Regions from separate parts of the Mus musculus genome. Here region 1 is linked to region 2. The links are chromatin loops, found by intact Hi-C in ENCODE. Cell type or tissue: heart. All regions are shown on one strand.

Evidence for each region. Hi-C counts contacts between places; a loop is a spot of excess contacts. Peaks named below come from ENCODE experiments on the same cell type or tissue, not always from the same donor. Only the 100,000 strongest peaks of a DNase experiment are listed, where the experiment ranks them.
Region 1: a loop joins it to region 2, with 8 times the contacts of the local background. A loop is called at or near these places in 32 of 42 quality-filtered maps.

What each region holds. Positions count from the first base shown.
Region 1 is chr5:134,175,855-134,183,854 of GRCm38, forward strand. Rcc1l (reculator of chromosome condensation 1 like) reads right to left here and starts at 913. Exons shown (of 11, transcript NM_033572.2): 1 at 546-913. The coding sequence starts at 860. It also overlaps a transcript of Gtf2ird2 not described here. In heart, a CTCF peak has its summit at 4,179 (motif pointing right); DNase peaks (open chromatin) are centred at 567, 917, 6,487, 7,067 and 1 weaker place; H3K4me3 peaks cover 2,745 bases; H3K27ac peaks cover 2,761 bases.
Region 2 is chr5:134,482,059-134,490,058 of GRCm38, forward strand. Clip2 (CAP-GLY domain containing linker protein 2) reads right to left here. Exons shown (of 17, transcript NM_009990.3): 17 at 7,325-8,000. Among named protein-coding and RNA genes, the nearest start is that of Gtf2ird1, 29 kb to the left of the region's middle. In heart, CTCF peaks have their summits at 4,084 (motif pointing left) and 7,784 (motif pointing left); a DNase peak (open chromatin) is centred at 7,703; H3K27ac peaks cover 1,045 bases.

The DNA of each region.
Region 1 (8,000 bases), 310 kb before region 2:
AGATGAGCATCTCCTTTTCCGGCTGCCCATCACTGACTCTAGCCGACACACCTCCGACCTGTGGAATGTCCCGTCCCTCAAGGGAGCTGTCTAGTCTAAGTTACAAATACCACCATTTACACCCAGCTGTGGGGCCCTGGACCTTACTTGACCTCTCTGCTACTCCCTTTCATCCTCTGTAACTGGGAGGTGACAGCTCCGGCCTTTTGGGGGGGGGGGGGGCCTGAGCGAATGATCTAAGGGCAGAATCCTTGGTGCGATTGTCAAGCTACGCCAATGGGCAAGAAAGTAAGGGAAGACACCAAACTCTCTCGAGCCACAAGCAAACTGCTAAAAATGCTGAACGAGACCCCAAGATCCACAGACGTGATAAACAGGCTCAGCAGTGAAGGACGGAGCACTGGGAGAAACAGACTTCTCGGCAGCCACCCCTCATGCCTCCCTCTGCAGATCCCGGGATCTCGGAGGTCATTGCTCCCGGAAATCCGGCCACGCGGGGAAGAAAGTTCCCTAAGAGATGCCAGCGAGGATGCCACTGCCCCCACCTTATGATCCAGCTCCAGGCGGTAGGGGACCGGCTGGATCCTGCGTCGGGGCCGCAGGCCGGCGCGCGGTCCAGGCCCCGAGGACGGCACCACGAAGCTGGGCACCCCGAGCGCCCCGGAGAAGCTGAAGCCCCAGACGAAGACGCGATCGGCGCGAGCCGCGCGCTCGCCCACGTACTGAAACACCGGAACGTCCGCCTCGGCCTCGGCCGCTTCTCGCCGGCTCCGCGAACGGCCGGCCGGTGTCCAGTGCTCGCGAGCCGGTGTCGGCCACCTCGGCCGCGGCCCCCGCAGAGCCCGGGCCGCCGCCAACATCCTCCGCGTCACGCCTCAACCGCTTATGGGCGCCGCCATCTTGTGTCACCCTTGACCTCTAGCCTGGCGGAAGTAGATACGGCCATGCTTACTACTGGCTGAAGGCGACGCGCTAAGGGAAAGACAACCATGTTTACTATTGGCAGATGATTACTACTCCAGGAAAGCAAAGACTTGAGAAGGCTATGGCTTCACCGTCTATCCATGAGTAGGGGACTTAAATGAGTGTCAAGCTATTATTTGAAGATGTCTGTGAAGTGTTCTATGATTCTTACTGCCCCTTTTTAAATTCTGTGTGTGTGTGTGTGTGTGTGTGTGTGTGTGTGTGTGTGTTAGTTTTGGTGTGGAGTTACTTAGGTGGAGCTGGGAATTGAACCCAGGTCCTCACACATCCTTAGGGTATAGGTTAACACAGACTACTCTCCCAATTCCAAGAAGTGTTTTGTATAAATACTGAAAGGAGACAGAGGGAACATCCTAGATGCTTATCTCATGGAAGCAAAACTGGGGAAGGTAGCTGGGCACAGTGGTTCACACCTGTAACCCCAACTTTAGGCTGAGGCAGGAATATTGCTGCAAATTGCAAACCACCCTAGAAGAAAGAAAACCTATTAATATATATGGTTTGTTTGTTTGTTTGTTTGTGACAGAATCTCATTATTTAGCCCTAACTGGCCTGGAACTTGCTTTGTTCCTGTAGACCAGGATAACTCAAACCTGCCCCTGCCTCCTGAATGGTGTGTGCCACCATACCCAGCACTGATTGGTTGATTTAGTTTATTTTAGGCGGTTTTATTTCATGCATATGGGTACTTTACCTGCATGTATATCTGTGTACCCTGCGTGTATAGTGTCTGTGGAGGCCTCAGAAGAGGGTGTTAGATTCTCTAGAACTGCAGTTACAGTTGATACCCCACTCCCACACACCCCCATGTGAATGCTAGAATTAGAACTCTGGTCCTCTGGAAGAGTAAACAGTATTTTGTTTTGTTTGTCATTGTTGTTGCACAGTGTTCTTAACTCTTGAGCCCTCTCTCCAGCCCTCTAATTGAATATTTTTCTAAGACAGGGTCTCACTCTGTAACCCAGGCTAGCCTCTACCTCACTACAGTTCTCCTACCCCAGCCTCCCAAGTGATGGGATTACAGACCCATGCCAGTGTGCCAGGTTCAACCCTGATTAAACTACACCTGGCTTCCAGGGGCCCTTCTTACTTCCTTTAGATCTCAATTCCAGCATGAAGGCTACACAGAGAAATTCAGTCCCTGAAATAAAGACTACAGTCCATGGCAGGGCTTCCTAAAAGTTATCCCCTAATACAGAGTGGATCCTTCCCCCCGAACTCCCTTTGCTCATCCTTAGTGTGTATTTCTTGATAAACAGGAACGTACTAATTAGTTTTCCTTCAGATGGGTCTCATGTAGCCCAGGCTGAGCTTGAATTCATTATGTACCCAAGGATGGCCTTGAACTCTTGACCTTTTTGCCTATCTCCAGTGTTCACCACTATGCCAAGTTTACACAGTCCTGGGATGGAACCCAGAGCATCCTGCATGCTAGAAACACACTGTCAACTGAGGTCCATCTGAAGCCCCATACTTCATCCAATGTGTACTTAATCCCAAGACAAGCTCAAGGATATGTTACACACCTAGTCTGTGAAGTGTGGCATCGCTGCGTTCTTACCGCTTTGCCAGGATGTAGCACTGTTTCATAAAGCAAAATCCTCCAATGAGATAAGGGGATACATGGGGGACAAACAGGATGGCTTTAGGGCATAGGTGTGTGCCGCCAAGCCCAAATCCCAGGCAGGACCACCACGTGGGGGCCGAAGGAGAGAACAGACACCTGCAAGTTGTCCTCTGACCTCCGGGCCGATTCAGCATCATGGGCATCTCCCCACACATTCACACAAAATAAATGCAAAGTAAACTAAAAGGTGGGGCACCCAGAAAAGAGCTTTACAGAGCTCTCCGCTACAGTGGGGATGTAAATCACCAAGAAGGCCGGCAGTCAGCTGGCCTATTGCTTTCATGTGATAAGGGACACACCTCCTGTTGTTTAGAATCCAGGCGAAGTCCTTCCCCAAAGGGGATGCTTCACCACAGGATGCGGCTGCAAGATTCATAAGCTTCAGCTTACAGTATCCAGATCAGTCTCAGGTCAGGTCTCAGGAGAGCAGAGCATGGACCAAGAAAGACACTTGATACTCACAAGGAGGGACCTGACTTCCCAGTATAAACTGAAAGCAAAGTCAATCCAACCCCGGAAAGCCAAGGCAAGAAGTGAGGACGTGTGTGTGTCTTACGATATGGACCAAAGCCGGACAGTGGTGGCACAGGTCTTTAATCCCAGCACCGAGGAGGCAGAGGCAGGTGGATCTCTGTAAGTTTGAGGCCAGCCTGGTCTACAGAGTGAGTTCCAGGACTGTGTGCAGCCAGGGCTACACAGAGAAACCCTATCCCATCCCCACTCCCCAAAAAAGATCTGGACTATGGAGGGCAAAATGAAAGAGGATGAAGACGGTTTACGGATGCCAAAGTATCTTTCCTGACTAAACAGTCTGGCAAGGAGCTGGTGTGTGAGTGGAACGATGTCATTAGGTGTTGTCTTAGGGTTTTACTGCTGTGAACAGACACCATGACCAAGGCAAGTCTTATAAAAACAACATTTAATTGGGGCTGGCTTACAGGTTCAGAGGTTCAGTCCATTATCATCAAGGTGGGAGCATGGCAGTATCCAGGCAGGCATGGTGAAGGAGGAACTGTACACCATGCCCGGTGTGTACACCTTTACTCTCACCACTCCAAAGCCAGAGAAAGGCAGATCTCTGAGTTTGAAGCCAGTCTGGTCTACATACCTAGTTCCAGGCCAGTCTGGCTGACATAGTGAAACCCTAGTTCGAAAGATAAAAGTAGCCAAAAAGCTGGGTGTGGTGGCTCACGCCTTTAATCCCAGCACTTGGGAGGCAGAGGCAGGCGGATTTCTGAGTTCTAGGCCAGCCTCGTCTACAAATGACAGCCAGAGCTATACAGAGAAACCCTGTCTCGAAAAACCAAAAAAAAAAAAAGAGTGCTTGCTGCACTTGCATAGGACTCAAATTTGGATCCCAGGTCCCATATCAGGTGACTCACAACCACCTAACAACTCCAGCTTCAGGGATTCTGACATAGACGTCTTGTCTCCAGGGTCCCTTGAACACATGTGGCATTCACTCATACAGATATGCACACATGCATATAAATAAAAGTTTTAAAAAAAAAAAAAACCTTCGAAAATTGCAACCAAGAGGACATCTACAGTGTGAATCATGGCCACTAGGTGGCGATGCTTGCCCATCAATTTGGTTCTTGTTTTGTGACAAGGGACACAACAGTCGAATTCTCCGAATGAGATTTACAATTGTAGTCAGAAGCAGGGAGTGTGGCCCAGTGATAACATGATCACCTAGTATGTGCAAGTTCTTGAGTTCTAGCCAGAGCCCAACAGAAGTAAATGTTTGTGGTTTTTGAAACAGGGTCTAACGTAGCCCGGGCTAGTATTTAATTTGCTGTGTTGTTTGAACTCCTGAATCTCCTGCCTCTGCCTCCTGGGTGCCAGGATTACAGGCAAGCACTACCAAGTCCAGTCTCAATCTTAAAACATAATAAAATATGTTCCATTTATGTATTTGGGGGTGAATGCACATCACAGCGTTACGTGCAGAAGTTAGAAAGCATCTTTAGGGAGTCACTTCTCGCCCTCCACCATGGAGCTTCCAAGGATGGGCTCAAGAATTTCAGACTCAAAAGGCAAGTGCCTTCATCCTCTGGGCCATCTCACCACCCCACAGTTAAAAACTGTTAATAGACTTTTTTTTTCTTTTCTTTTTGAAACAAGACCTGACTGAATGGCCCTGGCTCACCTAGAACTCACTATGTAAAGCAGGCTGGTGTGGAACTCAGAGTTCACCTGTCTTTGCCTCTGAGGTGCTGGGATTGAGGGTGTGTGCCACCCCATGAGGCCAAGCGGATATCTCGTTACCCCAAAATAATTTATTGTCTACCACAAACATAATCTCAGTGTTTGAAATACTATTTAGAATCTATGAGGAAGATGAACATGAACTGAGCAAAAGCCTCTCTTCTCAGCACTTGGAAGGCAGAGGCAGGAGGATCCGTTCATGGTCATCCTTGGCTACATAGTGAGCTTGAGGCCAGCCTGGGCTACAATGAGACCTTGTCTGGAAATAAAACAGGGGAAGGAAAAAAATGAATTCATCCTACAACAAGGCTCCGGAAGCTGTGCCGTATGTTCTCATTTTTATTCAAGGGTGCCTGTTTTGTTCTCTTTTCTTTTCTCACCAAATTGACTTTGCTATGCGTAACATTTACTTCCATGAAAATTTAAAAGTCATCTTGTCAAGTAGCAGTAATAAAATTCCACTGGGTTTTACTATTGAGATTGCATTAAATTCCTGAGTTAATTGAGAGACGCTAACTACTATAGTAGTAGCACTTACAGTCGTAATGGCACTTCACCCTTGAGTTCTCCTGCTCATGAAGGCAGCATTCACCAGTGTCACCACGGGTGCGGGCCACCAGCCTGAGCGGATCCTGCACTCTGCTGGTTGCTAAACACGACCCACTTTTCTTAATTAGCCTCTCTTGCTGATGCTTATGTTTTATGATTGCAATGTGTAGCTTATTTATAACTTTTGAGACAGGGTCTCATTATGCAGCTCTGGCTGACGTGAAGATTGCTGTGTAAATCAGGCTGGCCTTGAACTCACAGAGATCTCCTGCCCCTGCCTCCCGAGTAGTGCTTTTTATTTTATTTTAGGACCTGTGTGCTTGTGTGTGCACATGTCCACATGGAGTCCAGATGGTACCACACACTTGTGTGTGTCCGTTTCCTTCCTCTCTCCCTCCCCTCTTTTCTTTTCCTGTTTGTTTTCAAGGTGGGAGTTTCTCAGTATAGCCCTGGCTATATCTTGGAACTTGCTGTGTAGACCAGGCTGGCTCCAACTCAAGAGATCCACCTGCCTCTGTCTCTCCAGTGCTGAGATTAAAGATGTGTGCCACCACTGCCTGGCTATTTCTTTTTAATAAGTTAGGATATATTTACTCAGATGTGGTAGCTTAAGTCTTTAACCCCAGCACTCAGGAGGCAGTTGGAGGCCAGCCTGGTAAGAAAGAAAGAAAGAAAGAAAGAGAGAGAGAGAGAGAGAGAGAGAGAGAGAGAGAGAGAAGAAAATAAGGAAGGAAGGAAAGGGAGAAAGAGAAAGAAAGAAAGAAAGAAAGAAAGGAAGGAAGGAAGGAAGGAAGGAAGGAAGGAAGGAAGGAAGAGGGGGGAGGGGCAGGGGGTGGTGGAGGGAGGAAAATTCAACCAGCTATTATGGTCGGGGTAGTGTCCTCCCCAGTCCATATATTGAAAACGTGAACCCCAGCTGATTACCCTATTTGGGGTGCTCTGGAAATTTCAGGACCTAGCTGGAGGAAGTGGCTCACTGATGATGTAGCTCTAAGTCTCTTCTTTTTTCTTGCCTTGCCTTTCCTTTCCCTCCTTTCTCCTCCCCCTCTCCCTCCCTCTTCCTTCCTCTGCTTCCTGTCAGGAAATGAAGCAGGCCCTCCAGCACCTGCTCCCATCCCATGGGATCCGAGTATTGTAGGCTGAAACCTGTGACCTTGAGATAGGGAGGAGGAGAAGACTAGGGAGAGGGTGCGCCATGTTGTCCTCCTGAGGCTGGTCATCTCGAGAGTGGAGATTTCAAAACAGACTCTGGCTACACAGATCTCCAGTTCAGAGGACTGGTCTAGACTGAAGACCTGTAAATCCTGTAAATGTTTTGGGGGCCTTTTTTTTTTTGTTTTGTTGTTATTGTTATGCTTTTTGAGACAGGGTTTCTCTGCATATCTTTGGCTATCGAGGAACTTATTCTGTAGACCATGCTGGCCTTGAACTCTGAGATCCCCCTGCCTTTGCCTCCAGAGTGCTGGGATTAATGGCCTGTACTACCACCCAACACGGAAATGTTATTTAATAATCCTAAAACTAAGTAAGTCAAGGACTGAGGGCAGACAGCAGAGCTTGGAGACAGAAAGTAGGAAACGTCATGGCAATCTGAGAGTGGGAAGAAAGGAGATTGAGTGGGAGCCAGAACAGCCACCAAGCACTGTGCCCTAAAAGGCCACATTGCAAGGGTGAGTGACCTGATTTTGACAAGTAGCCAGAGCAAGAGATTTTCAGGCTGGACGAACACCATAGGATCTAGCAATCAGTGACCCACTTGTGACCTGGGAGGAAAGGATTTATTGGAGCCAGCTCAAGAACACGAGCAAATACAAACTATGTCGGAAGCTACACAGCCTTTCCTGATATGAACAAAGTGTTCTCATTTTATTTTGGGACAGGATCTTATATGTAGTCATGGCTGGCCTCAAACTCAGAGAGATTTGCCTATTTCTTCCTTGTGAATGCTAGTATTAATGGCATGTACACCAAGCAACAAATCTTTAAAAGTATTTTTTAAATATTTTATTTTTTTTAAGCGGGTGTGGGTGCATACAGAGGCCAAAGGATTCCAATCCTTTGGAAATGCGAGTTACAGGCACGTGTGCTGTGCTTGACACAGACACTGGTCTTCTGAAAGCACACTTATCAGCTCTTAACAGCTGAGCCACTGCTCCAACCCCCTTTCCAGTATATTTTAAAGCAAACAAACAAATAAAACTGGAACCCTTGTAAAGTGGGGCTGGAGGGATGGCTCCGTGGTTAAGAACACTTGATCAGTTCCCGCATCCATACCGTCTGAAACTCCTGGTCCAGGGGATACTGTGACCTCTTCTGGCCTCCCCGTGGTGCATATAAACAGGGTGGCAAAATACTTACAACAGATGGTGCTTTACGAATAGCTCCCGAGACATGCAGCCACGCAAACACAAGAACATAGAACTGACACAGGCACAAAAATTAGTTTTAAAGGAAATGCAATGTCCTAAAAGGTAGGTGGTGTGATGGCGCACGCCTTTAATCCCAGCACTCGGGAAGCAGAGGCAGTGGACTCTGAGTCCGAGGCCAGCCTGGTCTACAACGCAGGCTAGCCAGGGCTACAAGAAAAACTCTGTCGCGGGGGGTGGGGGGAGTGGGTGCCTGAGTAACA
Region 2 (8,000 bases):
TTGGCAGGGGTGAGAATGTTCTAGAAGCATGGCGATAAGTGTACAATCTGTGGTTTGTAATAAAACCCTGTGAATTGCATACTTCCAGTGGATGAATGTGTGACGCAAACACATTATCTAAAAAATACCAAACCAAACCAAACACACACACACAAAATCCCCAAACCAAAAACAACCACAGAAGTAGGTGCCTTTGTTTTGAATTGTTTTAGGCCTGATCTCCTGTATCCCAGACTGACATCCAACTCACTCTAAGCTGCAGATGACCTCCTGCCTCTGCATAGCACCATGGTTCATGCATTGTGGGATGGGACCCAGGATTGTGTGCAAGCGCTCTACCGACTGAGCTCCAGTCATGGGCCCAGGAGTTTTCTTTACACAGAGAAAGGGAGAGCAGATGAAAGGACCAAGAATAATGCCAGCAAGATGAAAACGTGGAAACCGCAAAGGATTGGGGTGACGTCTGAGTCTCAATCAGCGCACGGGGAGTTAAAATTAGAAGCCAGGAAGAGGGACTTGAAAGGTCCTCTTGCCGGATAGAAGTGGGGAGATTTAAAATAATGATAAAATTAAGTGACAGATAAAGATGATTCCAGAAGATACGAGATCAAAGCCTGGAGCCTGGATTAAAAGATTTTTTTTTAAACTATCAACGTTAAAGATTCAGGCGAGGTCTAATTGGATGCAGGAGGCCACCCAGGAGATGAAGTCTTTTAGGGGAGCCAGCCCAGGGAGAGAGACTGCCATGTTTGTTTTCTAAACATGATAGAAGCTTAAAAGGTAGGAGGACTGAGAAAAACCTGTCTCAGAAGAAGAAAGCATCCAGCCCAGAGCTAGAAGATTCTAGAAAAAAAAATGGCCAGAGAAGCCAGGTGTGATGGTATACACCTGTCATCTCAGCACTTGGGAGGTAGAGGCAGAAGGATCAAAAATTTCAGGTTATTCTCGGAGTTGAGGCCGGTTTGGATGAGTGAGACCCTGTCTCAAAACAAACAATGAAACAGCAAGAGAGAGAGAGAGAGAGAGAGTGCTAGACACACAAACACACAGACAGACAGAAAGAGAGAGAGACAGACACACAGAGAGAAAGGGACAGATAGATACACAGATACAGAGAGAAAGAGACAGACAACAGAGAGCCAGACACAGACACACAGAGACAACAGATACAGACAGACACAGTGAAAGAGAGAGACAGATACACAGAGAGATAAATAGATGATAGATATATAGATATATAGATCTATCTATCTACCTATCTATCTATGTATATATATTGATAGATAGATAGATAGATAGATAGATAGATAGATAGATAGATAGATAGATAGATAGATAGACAGGCAGACAGATGAGAGATCTGATACCTCTTCAGTAAACAAACCATGTGCAGGCGGTCCTGGCCTGGGACATGGCAGCCCTGCAGGCAGTGGTCAGGGCATTGCCTGTGGACATGAACTTGGTGTTGCACAGGAAAAAATCTGAGACACAGAGGCTTTGCCAAGTGGGCAAGAAGAACACTGCAGAAATTTTCTGAGTGTGTACATGTGTACATATATGTGTGTATGCTTGGGTGCCCCTGTGTATGGATGTGTATGAGTGCACAGGCAATGTATGTGGGTGTATATATATATATATATATATATATATATATATGCACATGTGTGCCTGTACAACATGTAGCACTGTATGACTATGGCTGTGAATATACCTGTAGATATGACTGTCCACTTGTGCTTGTGCAAGAGCATGTGTTTATGTGCATACAAGGTGTTTGTGTGTATATGCATATATACATATATGCATGTTTGGCTTGTATATATGTGGTATGTGTGCTTGAGTATATATGCACACACACATATATGTGTGTGTGTGTGTGTGTATAGTACAGGTGTGTCTATGAGTATCCATGTATGTATGTATATTGTATAGGCATATTTTTCTGTGTGAGCTGTGTGGATATGTGCTATTAATGTGTATATTTATGTTTACATGTATATGCAATGGGTGTGCAAGTGTAGATATGTGTACATGTTTTTTTTGTTTTGTTTTGTTTTGTTTTTGAGACAGGGTTCTCTGTGTAGCCCTAGCTGTCCTGGAACTCACTCTGTAGACCAGGTTGGCCTCAAAGTCAGAAATCTGCCTGCCTCTGCCTCTGCCTCTGCCTCTGGAGTGCTGGGATTAAAGGAGTACGCCACCACTGCCCGGCTTTTTTTGTTTTGTTTTGTTTTTTTTATGTGTACATAAACAATATATGTTAATATATGTGTATGCATGTATTAGTCAGTGTTCTCTGCTCCAGCTACGTTAACACTGCTAGATATGAAAGGAAAGTTCAAGAATCCAGTAGTTTCTCAGTCCATGAAGCTGGAAGTCTCAGCTGGTCTTTGCTGTACACTGCAATCCTGAAGAAGCAATCTCTAATGCCAGTGAAGGAATGGGAGAGCTAACAAGGCAAGAGCAAACAGAGAAAGCAAAAGCTTCCTTTTCCTCCTCCTTCTGGGTCCTTAGATAGGCTTTGAGCAGAAGGTGTGGCCCAGATTAAAGGATATTTTTCCCCCAACTCAAGTGATGATCTGGATTAAAGGTGTGTCTGCCTGCTTCACGATCCAAATTAAAGGTGTGTCTTTTTCAATTTCCAATTAAGCAAAAATCCCTTACAAGTGTGCCCTACATTGTGGGGTTTTAGTTAATTCCAGATGTAGTCAAGTTGACAATCAAAAATAGCAACTGCAATGCATGTGTATATAAAGTAAGTGTATGTATAGATACACATGTGCACACATGGATGCTTATACACATATGTGTGTAGTATTGTGTGGATGACTGTATGTGTATACATGTGAATATTCTGGTATGTGTATGTGTGTGTGGATAATTATGAGTGTATGTGCTCATATATCAGTGGACGTCCATATGTGCCTATGTAGTTGTATGTGTACAACATAGTGAGTGAGTGAGGCATGTGCTTACATGAAAAGGCTTCTCTGGAGGATAAGGTTTGAGCTAGAAACTCAGGACCAGGCCAGAGTGGACAGTGGTTCAGAAAGGTTAGCATAGATTAAAGGGGTGTCCTAAAGGTTAGCATAGGTTAAAGGGGTGTCCTAATTTGCTTTCTGTTGCAACAAAACACTGACCAAAATCAAATTGGGGAGGAAAGGGTTTATTTGACTTACAAGTTACAGTCTATCCACCTGTCCACCCATCCATCCATATTTGATTCAGGGCAGGAATCAAAGCAGGGGCCATGGAGGGATGCTGCTTACTGGTCCTTGCCTTGCTCGGCTACCTGCCTAGGAATGGTACCTCCCACAGTGGGCTGGACCCTTGCCCATCAATCATCAACTAAGAACACGCCCCCTAGACCTGCCAGTCTAGGAGGCAATTCCTCAACTGAGGTCCCCTCTTCCCAGGTGTGTCTAGTTGGCAACTGGAGCTTTGACGGGGGTTAGGGGGGTGAAGAACAGAAGGTGGTGGATGCAGCATAGAGCAGGCATGTGGACTGAGTGAGGGCAAAAGGGAGATGCGCCCGATTTGCGAAACAGTCTGGGAAATCCAGTGTGAAGTGGTCCAGTAGGGCAGGGGGAAAGGCAGCTGCTGAGCCACGGAAGGGGCTTTGAGGGTGACTCTGAGGGCAGCATAGGGGACAGCTAGTTCTTCCCTCTGTTGTCACTTGAGAGAAAGGTTCCAGACAAGAGCCAGAACTATGCGTTCTCAATTCAGCAAGGACCCCAGCAAAGGCATGTTGAGTCACTCAACGGCAGACAAGGATCTGGGTATAGGAAGGGGGATCCGAGTCCAGGGACATGAAATCCTACCTAAAGGGTTCCTGGAAATGAATTGAATGTCCCCTTTCTAGCTGGCTTCTGTTGCTAAGATGGATAGGTGGACAGATGGATAGCCACATAGGAGTCTGAACCAAGCCTGGTGGCTTCTTGGGACCACCCCACCAGGGAACTATAGGGCCGGGAGGGAGATACTTTGTGCCTTTCCTGTGCAGGCTTGCCAGTCAGGTTCTATGCCTTTTAAGTGCCATAGAGATGACCGGAAGGTGCAGCAGCTGAGGGCGACACCTTGTGGTGAGTTCTGTGCATTACAGGAGGGACTATAAATATACATGCATACCTTATATGTATGTCATCTCCCACTGTGTCCTCTTCACTGCCCCAACTCACCTTTCTCTTTCTGCCCTGTTTTTTCTTTCTTCTCTTCTCCAATCTCCTCTTTTTTTTCTCCCTTCCTCTCTCTCCCCGACCTCTTCCCTGTCTCCTCCCACTCTACCTATCCTCCCTCTCTTCCTCCCCCTCCTTCACGCCCCCCAGGCCGTCTTTAAATTTACTGTGTAAGCTGGTGCTAAGACCAGGCTGTGGCCTGCTGTAAGTTACTCTATATTGACTAAAACTGCCTTTTTTTCAGGTTGTGTCTTGCCCCCAGGAGTCTCTATTTTGGGGTGGAGGATGACGGCTCCCGCCCAAACGGATCTGCAGACACCATCATTCACGTAGCACAGACTAGTATGTGACTTATTCCTGGGCGTAGAAAGCTGGGTGCAGTGGCACATGCCTTTAATCCCAGCACTCAGGGGGCAGAGGCAGGCGAATTTCCGAGTTCGAGGGTAGCCTGGTCTACAGAATGAGTTCCAGGACAGACAGGGCTACACAGAGAAACCATGTCTCGAGAAACCAAAAAACAAAACAAAACAAAACAGAAAAAAAAAGAGTGACATCCAGGACAATCAAGGGACACACAATGAGACCCTGCCTCAATAAGCAAAAATAAATAAACAAATAAAATTTAATAAGGGTGCCACCCTTCAGGACAAATTGAGACTCTAGGGGCATATGGGTGATTGAAAATATTAGACACACCAAAGAAAGAGTGTAACCCCCTCACCTGGAGCCCTTAAAGTGACGAAGCAGTGGCCCCCACACCTTCTTGTCATCTGACACTCAGTGTGCGAATGAAGGACCAATATACAGAACACTCCAGGCTGCCTCTGGGGTCTCAGCACAGCGTGGTCCCTGGACTAAGAAAAACACTGAGTGCTGTAAGCCAGATTTAATAAAGCATCCTAGAAGCAGAACAGTTATCTGAGAGCTGTAGCCTATGCCCAACTTCAGAGGTTTCACAGGGGAACAATATTAGCAACCGGAGTAAGGGGTTTTTTTAGATTTTAAAATTTTTTTAAAGATTTATTTATTTATTATATGTAAGTACACTGCAGCTGTCTTCAGACACCCCAGAAGAGGGAGCCAGATCTCATTATGGATGGTTGTGAGCCACCATGTGGTTGCTGGGATTTGAACTTGGGACCTTTAGAAGGCCAGTCAGTGCTCTTAACCACTGAGCCATCTCTCCAGCCCCTTAGATTTATTTATGTATTTATTTTATGTATATGAGTACACCATAGCTATACAGATGGTTGTAAGCCTTCATGTGGTTGTTGGGAATTGAATTTCAGGACCTCTGCTCACTCTGGTCAGTCATGCTCGCTCAGTCCCTGCTCGCTCTGACCCAGAGATTTATTTATTATTATACATAAGTACACTGTAGCTGTCTTCAGACGCACCAGAAGAGGGTGTCAGATCTCATGATGGGTGGTTGCTGGGATTTGAACTCAGGATCTTCGGAAGAGCAGTCAGTGCTCTTACCCGCTGAGCCATCTCGCCAGCCCCCTAAGGCATCATTTTAGCCAAGACTGTGGCTGCTTTTTCCTAAGAATCTGCCTGAGACCAAACTGAAGAGTTTCGTTTTTGGTTTTGGAAGACAGAGTTTCTCTGTGTAGCCCTGGTTGGCCTGGAACTCACTCTGTAAACCAGGCTGGCCTCGGACTCAAGAGATCTTCCTGCCTTTATCTCCTGAATAATGGATTCAAGATGTGTGCCACCATGCTTAGCTTAAATTGAAGAGTTCGGGATTTTGTTGTCAGAGGACATTTTAAGACAGCCTAATGGCGACTCTTTCTTGTGGTTATTAATGATCACTCTAATGCATTGGGATTGTTATCTAGAAGGCAAACATAAGGGCAGGTTTCTGGGTACCAGGAACTACCCTTAGTCCTTCAGGAACCTCCCATAGCCTTCCACCAAGGTCAACTACCTCGGAAAGGGCACCTAGTTCCTGGTGACTCCCAGCAGCCTGTGTCGGCTCAGACCCCCACCCTGCTGCGTCTCATTCTGCTCACTCTCCCACTCTCGCTTCTCACTCTGCCTCCCGACCCCTCCCAGAGACAGCTTTGGCAGTTTGCTCCGCAATAAATCTTTCCACCCACGGAGAGGTCTAGTTTAGCAATTTCTCTGCACCGTCGCTTATAGGACATATATAATTACGTTTTACAGCAGGTTACAATTAAGAGATTGCCTTGAAGTCTCAAGAGAGCCCTGTGAACAGTGTTGGAATGAATTCATTTTGAATTATGATATGGCTACAAGCTTACAGGGGCCAGGGAGCAGAATGTGGTGGGTTCTAATGTAAATGGCCCCTGTAGGGTCATGTTTGAATCTTTGGTCCCCAGTTGGTGGAACTGTTTGGGAACAATTAGGAGGTATATAGCCTGTTGGAGGAGGTGTCATTGGGCTTTGAAGTTTCAAAAGCCTAAGCCCTTCCCAGTTAGCTCTTGCTTTCTGCCTTGTGTCTGTAGATCAGATGCAAACTCTCAGCTACTACTCCAGCACCATGCCTGCCTGCCTGCAGCCGTGCCCCTCACCATGATGGTCACGGATCGTGCTTGGAAACTGTAAGCCTTATTAAGTGCATTATTCTGTAAGTTGCCTTGGTCATGGTATTCTGTCACAGCAGAGGAGTAAACCAGGACAGGACCTCAACTGAGAAGATGAAGCCCTTTCCTCCCCAAGTTGCTTTTGGTCATTGCCAGTAATAGATATGTATGACACAGGCCAGACAGTGGTGGCGTATGCACTCAGGAGGCAGAGGCAGGAGGATTTCTAAGTTCGAGGCCAGCCTGGTCTACAGAGTGAGTTCCAGGACAGCCAGGGCTACACAGAGAAACCCTATCTCTGTGTAGAAAAAAAAAAAAATGTATGACATCCAGAGTTTAGAAATATGCTTTGTGTGCGCACGTGCGCGTGAACATGCATGTACACTTAGGTACATGTGTGCACATGTGGAAGTCCAATGACAAACTCAGGTGTTAATCCTTAGGACATAGTCCATCTCCTTTAAATCCAGCCCCTCTAAAGCACACCCCTCCCCTACCTCCACTGACCAGTCACATTTGAGTAGAAATGAGCTGGCACCGGAGAACAAAGTTAGGACCCCCTCCTGTCCCTAAGGTGCCCAAGACAGAAGCAGGCAGCAGCAGGAGTCCTGAACCTCAATCACAAGCTTTATTGTCCGAACATGGACTTGCCACACTTCCACAATTCCACTGGGGGGAGAGGGAGGGGGAGGGGGAGCGGAGGGAGGGCGGGGATGGCTGAGCCACAGCTGGGTGGCCACACCAGGTAGGCTGAGGGGGCCATCAAAGGCCAGTGCTTATGGGGAAATGGCTTCTTGCACACCTACCAGGTGCAAGCCCACTCCAGGGTGGGGCTCAGCCCCTTCTGGTCCCTTCCGTGGGAGCCTTTGGCTGTTAATTCCTAATCCGTGAGCTGCCCGATTGTGCTGGAAAGAGCAAGATTTGGCTCTGCAGACGGGCCACTAAAGCGTCAGTTCTAGGCTGCTGTTGTTAATGGCAAGTGCTACCCAAAAGCCAACAGGAAGCAGGGGGTTGGGCTGAGGGGCTGCTAAGTCAGCTCCTCCCTAAGGACGAGAGCGTGAGCGCCACCTTCTGGTGCCTAGTGGCGCTCACACAGGCCACCTGGGCCATCCTTAGGATTTACCACTGTGGTCCTGCCCTGGGAAGATGGAAGCAGGGCTCTCTCTGGGTTGCTGGGGTCTTTAGAGTAACATGGCAGGGGTTCCCAGAAAGAAAGGGAACCAGTTTGATTCCTCTCACCCAGCAAAACGCTGTAGGAATGCTTTGTTTAAGGAATTTTCTA